Regions from separate parts of the Homo sapiens genome. Here region 1 is linked to region 2. The links are chromatin contacts, found by Hi-C or POLR2A ChIA-PET in ENCODE. All regions are on one chromosome and are shown on one strand. The core of a region is the stretch at or near the end of the contact, and the rest is flanking DNA. Distances in the headings are between cores, read along the strand shown.

What was found. A loop is a pair of places that touch in the nucleus more often than their neighbours do. ChIA-PET counts read pairs that join two places held with the same protein, here RNA polymerase II (POLR2A). Pooled maps may share reads with other maps.
Region 1: a loop to region 2 is called in a map of PC-9, with 2.8 times the contacts of the local background. The contact joins two enhancer-like sites. A Hi-C loop is called at or near these places in 1 of 168 maps with a recorded cell type or tissue (PC-9) and 2 of 50 pooled maps. POLR2A ChIA-PET finds 5 or more read pairs at or near these places in 2 of 52 experiments (Caco-2 and OCI-LY7).

Annotation. Positions count from the first base shown.
Region 1 is chr7:128,959,016-128,962,960 of GRCh38, reverse strand. The region is part of intron 21 of TNPO3 (transportin 3); the gene reads left to right. Among named protein-coding and RNA genes, the nearest start is that of IRF5, 23 kb to the right of the region's middle. Within about 2 kb of position 1,765, at least 3 of the 41 ENCODE cell types and tissues checked have a DNase peak (open chromatin) inside an H3K27ac peak, as active enhancers do.
Region 2 is chr7:128,754,029-128,758,225 of GRCh38, reverse strand. CALU (calumenin) reads right to left here. Exons shown (of 7, transcript NM_001219.5): 3 at 3,771-3,964. Among named protein-coding and RNA genes, the nearest start is that of CALU, 17 kb to the right of the region's middle. Within about 2 kb of position 1,825, at least 6 of the 41 ENCODE cell types and tissues checked have a DNase peak (open chromatin) inside an H3K27ac peak, as active enhancers do.

The sequences.
Region 1 (3,945 bases), core at 516-3,015, 200 kb before region 2:
TTTCCCTCAGTGGGACTAATATATGACAGATAAAATAATATGGTAAGTCTGAAATCAAGGTCATAGATATCCTTTCCTAATTTAGGATAAATCTTGGGGCAAGGAAAAGAGACCTAAGTAAAGCAGTGCTGTGGGGGAAAAAAAAAACCTGTTATCTTTGTCCTGTGATATGGGAAAATAAGGTGCACCACCAACCTGACCTACTTGATCTTCCATTGCTAAACAAGTTTTGCAGCTCTTCCTATAGCAGGCTGTAACATATGTAACATAGTGGTGGGAAATGAACAGAAGTAAGAGCTAATGTAGAGGTGCTAGAGAAAGGACTTGAGATTGCTCATCCCCTCTTAGTAATTCTCTTCCTCTAGAATGCCTGTAGTAGACAAGACAGAAAGCCCTTGAACTTTCTGTCCCATGCATGACTCAGTCTCCCTTTTGATTTTAAGGTCCGTAACACCTGCCTCAACATGCTACTTTGTTTGCCATTCTGGCAGAGAGGGTGAACTGGTTTAGTTTCATTTCAGCAAGTCCAAGCCTGCTTTTCACATGGTACTGGTAATTAATTCCCTAGCTTTTTTTTTTTTTTTTTTTTGAGACGGAGTCTCGCTCTGTCGCCCAGGCCGGACTGCGGACTGCAGTGGCGCAATCTCGGCTCACTGCAAGCTCCACTTCCCGGGTTCACGCCATTCTCCTGCCTCAGCCTCCCGAGTAGCTGGGACTACAGGCACCCGCCACCGCGCCCGGCTAATTTTTTGTATTTTTAGTAGAGACGGGGTTTCACCTTGTTAGCCAGGATGGTCTCGATCTCCTGACCTCATGATCCATCCGCCTCGGCCTCCCAAAGTGCTGGGATTACAGGTGTGAGCCACCGCGCCTGGCCAATTCCCTAGCTTTTTTAGTTGGTCAACTTGAAGAAAGCTGGGACGTTTCAGTCTAAAATAACATTCTTGCTTTCCAAATGCCAGATGAACCTATCATTAACTAAGACCAATTGGGACTAGAAGAAACCCTGCCATCATTTCCATTTCTCCATCTTGGTGTTTATTCTATGACTACTTGTCACTTGCCTGGGGCTCTTCAAAGCCAAAAGGTGTTGAACATGGGAAGCATTGATACTGGAATTAGAGGCCAGTAAGGGGTTGAATCCCTAGTCAAGTCATCAGAGTTTCATTATTTTCTGTTACCTACCAGGTCATCGGATCAAAAGGATCTCATTTCTCAGCACTCCTCTAGTAATCTTATGGGGCTCGAGAAATAGTGACCATAAAAGCTTTCAGAAATATGGTGGAAGGATAGGAATTTGGGGACTAGAAGCCAGAAAACAGAATCTAAAAAATACTGGCAGTTAAAAAAGTAAATAAATAGAAAGCTAAGAAATATCAAACGTCAGAAGGACCGAGACAGAAAATACAGTCATGTGTTACTTAATGATGGGGATATGTTCCAAGAAATGTGTCATTAGGTGGTTTAGTTGTTGTGCAAACGTCATGGAGTATACTTCTACAAACCTAGATGGTATAGCCTACCGGACACCTGGTCTATATAGTGTAGCCTATTGCTCCTAGGCTACAAACCTGTATAGCAGGTTACTGTACTGAATACTGTAGGCAATTGTAACACAATGGTAAGAATTTGTATATCCAAACATATCTAAACATAGAAAAGGTACAGTAAAAATACAGTATAAAAGAGAAAAAAAAAGGTATACCTGTATGAGGGCACTTACCATGAATGGAACTTGCAGAACTGGAAGTTGTTCTAGGTGAGTCAGTGAGTGAGTGGTGAGTGAATAGGCGGCCTAGGACATTACCGTATACTACTGTAGACTTTTTATAGATACTGTATACTTAGGCTACACTAAATTTATAAAAAAATTTTTTTCATCAATAATAAATTAACCCTTGGCCAGGCGCGGTGGCTCATGCCTGTAATCCCAGCACTTTGGGAGGCCGAGGCAGGCAGATCACTTGAGGTCAGGAGTTTGAGACCAGCCTGGCCAACATGGTGAAACCCCATCTCTACTAAAAATTTAAAAAATTAGCCAGGCGTGGTGGTGGGCACTTGTAATCCCAGCTACTCAGGAGGCTGAGGCTGGAGAATCGCTTGAACCTGGGAGACAGAGGTTGCAGTGGGCCGAGATTGTGCCACCGCACTCCAGCCTGGGCGACAGAGTGAGACTCTGTCTCAAAATAATAATAATAATAATAATAATAAATTAACTCTTGCTTACTGTAACTTTTTTACTTTATAAACTAAATTTTTTTTAACTCTTGGACTCCTTTGTAATAACACCTAGCTTAAAACACAAATTGTACAGCTCATTAAAAAATTTTTTCTTTATATCTTTATAAGCTTTTTTCTATTCTTAAAATTACTTTATTTTTTTTTTTTAGCTTTTAAACTTTTTTGTTAAAAGCTAAGACACAAACACATATTAGCCTAGACCTACACAGGGTCAAGATCATCAATATCACTGTCTTCCACCTTTTTACATCTTGTCCCACTTAGAAGGTCTTCAAGGGCAGTAACACACATGGAGTTGCCATCTCCTAGGATAACAATGTCTTCTTCTGGAATCCCTCCCGAAGGACCTGCCTGAGGCTGTTTTACAGTAAATTTTTTTTTTTTGTAAGTAGAAGGAATATACTCTAAATTAATGATAAAAAGTGTAGTATAGTAAATACATAACCCAGTAATATAGTTGCTTATGATCAATTATTGTATACTGTAGATAATTGTTTGTGTTGTCCTTTTATATGACTGGCAGTGCAGTAGGTTTGTTTATACCAGCATCACCACAAGCATGTGAGTAACGCAACATGCAGTTGTTCATCTCTATTATACTCATAGGATCACTGTCATACATGCAGTCCATCATTGACCAAAACATCATTGTAGCACATAACTATAGTTCTAACATTCATGGAGCTTTTTCGTTTTTTTGAGACGGAGTCTTGCTCTGTCGCCCAGGCTGAAGTGCGGTGGTGTGATCTCAGCTCACTGCAACCTCCACCCCCTGGGTTCAAGCGATCCTCCAGCCTCAGCCTCCCGAGTAGCTGGGATCACAGGTGCCCACCACCACACACGGCTAATTTTTGTCTTTTTAGTGGAGATGGATTTCACCATGTTGGCCAGGCTGGTCTCAAACTCCTGACCTCAGGTGATCTACCCGCCTTGGCCTCCCAAAGTGCTGCGATTACAGGTGTGAGCCACCGCGCCCGGCCTCAAGGAGCTTTTTGATCCATTTCTATGGGCTCCCCACCAAGGACACTTCAGTTAAACATTTGGCTGAAGTGTTTGACACCAAAGCACTTGCAGATAGGATTGGGGCAGAAGCCAAGTTGACAGTGTCACCTGTCCCTCATTTCACCCTATCGCACTAAAGTTCTCCCACACTTGCATTTCAGTTTCAATACTTTTTCTCATGTGCCACAAAGGAGGCTGTGAAGTTATCATTTCCAAAGTCTCTGCTGGGCACAGTGACTCACGCCTGTAATCACAGCACTTTGGAGGCTGAGGCAGGACGATAGCTTGAGCCCAGAGGTTCGAGCAGCCTGGGCAACACAATGAGACCCTGTTTCTATCTGTTCTGAAAACAAAACAAAACAGAAGTCTCTTGAGGAAGGGTAAAATTTAAAACATGTAAGACATTAGGATAGCAAAAAAATCTCGGTCTCCAGCACTGTCCTAACTTTCAGGGTTTTCTGTTATCCTAGTCCCTTGTGATAACACACCACATAGCAACTTCTCTTGGGTTACAGATCTTCCTCCTTCCTGACATTGGGAGCATGAGTGATATGGGCTCACATACCCTGGCTGCCTCCTTAACAGTCAGTATTAATTTGGAAGTAAAATGAGAAATGTAACACTTAAATTGAAGCTTATTAAATCCACAGAGGTAATGGCAATTCCAATAAAGCCAAAAGACCTTTCTCATTTTCTTTCTTT
Region 2 (4,197 bases), core at 576-3,075:
TCAACGCAGAAATCTACCAAGAGTGACAGGTATTGTTCATCCCCATTTACGTAAAATTCTAGAAAATGCAAACTAACTTAGAGTCACAGAAAACAGATGAGTGATTGCCTAGGGACGGGGGAATGGCGAGAATGAGAAGGATTACCAAGGGACATGAGGAAATGTTGGGGGGGTAATGGATATGCTCATTATCGTGATTGCAGTGGTGGTTTCACTGGTAAATACATACGTCAAAACTCATCAATTATGCACTTAAATACATACAGTTCACTTTATGTCAATAATAACTTGACAAAGGTATACAAAAAAAAAAACCCTTAGATTACAACCAAATTGAATTTGGAACTACCCATCTGTTATGACATCGAGCTACACAAGCAGCAGTTATCTAGTCTCTATATAAGAATATAGAAAAGTGAAATTTAGTTTTTTAAGCTGAAAAAATGTGGCGTTAACTGCAGAAAATAAAATTCTTTTTCAATCTGCGTTCCTGTATAAACCAAATTAAGATAACAGACATGAAGATATTTTAAAAAGTAAAAGACACCACATTAATGGTAAGAAATTATTGTTCCTGCAACATATTGATTACATAAAAAGGATATGACACTGCTTTTATAAAAAAGACCCACAGGGCCCCTTTAAGAATAACATCATTACTGCTGACCTTTGAGATTGTTCAGTCTTTCCATACTTTAAGCACAGTTTAAAGAAACAAAAACAAAACTACTGTACTATTTTGAGAGTTGAGCATTTTGAAGCTTCATTTTTTATTGAGTGTCAAAAATTCAGTCAGACAGCTTAACGAGTCATAAGGCTTTGGGATCCTGTGTACACACACACACACACACACACACACACACACACTCAAAGCCATAATAGGTTGAGATGGAGAACGTAAGGCAAACAAGCCTTTCTCAGATACTAAAGTGTCTCTTCTAAACAAGGTTTCAGGACTATGTAACATAAATAAGAAACATAACAAGACAACTTATACTTTAAGACTAGATTCTTACATAAGTGCTCTCCTCCCCTCCTTGGGGTAAAAGGTAAAAATGGTGACTGGACTCAAATAGCCTAATAGCAACATGCACATATATATATAAGGAGGGAAACAGGAAGATACAATTTTTTTTTTTTTTAATTTATAGTCAGGTCCTTGTTCTGTGTGGCCCAGGCTGGAGTGCAATGCAATCATAGCTCAATGCAGTCTTGGACTCTGGGGCTCAAGCAATCCTCCTGCTTCGGCCTCCCAAGTAGCTAGGACTACTGACAAGTATTACCACTCCTGGCTAATTTTTAATATTTTTTTTGTAAAGACGGGGTCTGGCTTTGTTGCCCTGGCTGGTCGCGAATTCCCGGACTCAAGCAACCTTTCTGCCTCGGCCTCCCAAAATGCTAGGATTATAGGCATAAGCCACTGTGCCTGTCCAAAACTTTATTTTTAATGACAAAACCTATTTTCCTATAGCTCTGCTTGGAATGCTGTATTTATCCTAAGCACCAGTTTTGGCCCTAGCTGGCCTGTATACAGCTTTAGGTAGGCTCTTGATCTAGTTTTGCTATAGGCAGGGTAGATCTCAGTATTTCATATTTTCCTTGTGGCAGAGACAGTGTTAACCTTTCTCTCATGGATAGCGGATTCATTGAGACAGATTTTAACTAAGAGCTATGATGATTTATACCTGAACTCCAAATTGAATCAAGAACACACAGTAACAAAAACTCCTCACTTCTCTAAGCCGACTCATGACCCCCTCAGTGCTGTCCACCCTCATGCCTCTGGGGAAAGATGCCTTATAAAGACATTGCTTCCCAGCCAGTGCTTCAGCTTATGCAGTCTCAGGCAGCAGAAATACCCATTACGTTGAATCATCTGCCTTGTGAGGCAACAGAGCTCTCAACAGATTTTTATGCACATAATCATACACAGCACCGAAGAATCATTCTGGGCAGCAAGTGAGTGCCTAGGTCGGAGCTGAGATTTATTTACACACCATTTTGTTTAGATCACCAATAGCCTACTCTTTGCTTTGTATTTATCATTAATTCCAAATAAATCAGGAAGGTGTTGGGTCTCAGCCAGAGCAAGAAGCAGGATGCCTCTCCATCTGTGCTGACTGTTTAATACATGTGTTCTTAATTGGGTGAAGGATATGTTTGGTTCTTGGCTAAGTGTCAAGCATTGAGAGAGAGTGCCACTTTAGTCTTAGGAATGAGAACAAGCCTGACACAGAAATAAAAGTCTCTTCACCAGAAATGCATGCAGTCCTGTAATTAATGCAGACAGCTGGCTATCTGTGGGGAAACAGATCCATTATACACTCACTGTTAGTCAGTGGCGGAGAACGCTTGCTTTAACCCAGAAGGTTGCCTAATTTCCAGGATTAAAATGGAGAAAGTACCATTTATATTCATTTATATTAATACAATTCTTGTCTTAAACTGTAACCATGTACAACAGAGGAATTTCACAAATAAAAACACCCTGGATCATCAACTCAATAAGACTCACTGCCTAGTATTCAGCAGCAGGCAAGTGTTACAAGTAAAAGAAAATTACTAACAGGTGGCCCAAGCATACAAGCTATCAAATCAACAAAAAGCAATCAAATTAACATTTATTTGCCTTAAAGCACTTGCAAAGCAGGCTGATAAACTCATGTGCCAGAGAAAACAAATGGGAAATTTTCATTTCCAAACTTCAGTAAGCAGACATACTGAAATAGTTAAATTTTATTAAGGAAAACTATTTTATTAAGACTTCTCACCAGTTATAAAGAAATCTAATTTGGTTTGAATTTTAGGTCCAACACTTTACTGGGACCATGTCAAGAAACATCTCAAAGCCCCTTGCTTTGCACTGTTGGAAGTATGTAGCCTCATAGCCTCTTTTTTTTTTTTTTTTTTTTTTTTGGACAGAGCTCGCTCTGTCCCCAAGGCTGGTGTGCAGCAGTGCAATCATGGCTCGCAGCTGCCTCAACCTCCTGGGCTTAAGTGATCCTCCCACCTTAGCCTCCTGAGTATCTAGGACAGGTGTGTGCCACCATGCTTGGCTAATTTAAATTTTTTTTTTTTTTTTTGGTAGAGACAGGGTGTCCCTATGTTGCCCAGATTGGTCTCAAACTCCTGGGCCCAGGCAATCCTCCTGCCTCAGCATCCCAAAGTGCTTATAGGCGTGAGCTATCGGCACCCAGCCCAATGTATTCTTTTAAATGAAATCTACTCCAAAAATTGTCTCTATGAGGGATGACATAAAGAAAAAATGGTAAAATATATGTAAAATGCTAAAAATGTAGAAGATACCAGACTTCCAGACTTCAGAAAACAAAAATTAAACAAATTTAAAAATACATAATATACAAATTTAAAATTAATAAAGGGAATCAGCTTAGCACTGAATTGAACTATTTAAGATAAGCTTCCTTTCCTTTACTGTGTGACCCATTTGTTTCTTTGACTCAAGACCACGGTCCCTGCCAGGCTGACATCTTGCCCCTTACCCAGGTAAGTGCCATAAGTCACGTTTCTGTACTCATCCCAGGAGATTAAGCCGTCTTGATTCATATCAAACTCCTGCCATTGGTTTTCAACATTGTCATATATGTATTTCTTCTGGGCGTGCTTAATCCAGGATTTCAGCTCCCCCTCCGTCACAAACCCATCTTTATCCGCGTCTATTTTATCTACAATCATTCTACAAGACAAAACAGTTACGTTTCAAGGTGCCAGCTCCACAAGGCTTTTTCCCCCAGACAGTAGGGACCTACCTAAAACGTAGCCGTAGGTGGCATTTTTATACTCCTCCCAGGAAACGAGGCCGTCCTCATTGAGGTCATGCCCCTTCCACTGTCGCTCTACATCCTCGTAAATCCAGCGCTTTTGTGCAAATTTAATCCAGTCTTTGAGCTCATCCACAGTGACAAACCCGTCCTTGTCGCCATCTATTTTACTTACAATCTTTCTGTAGAAAATGCAGAGAAATCCAGCAAAAGGTTAAAAAGACACAGAACTCTGGACTTAGCCAGGTGTGTGCCCAGGGCTAATGCACAGAAATAAAAAATTGTCTCCAAAACAAAACTGCCAGGCCAGCAACTGAAAAAAATGGTCCATTACTGGTCTGTAATAAGCCACGTGAATAAGGTCAACACAGTCATGGCTGGTGCACTTGGATCCAAAAGCAAACTCAGCCTATCT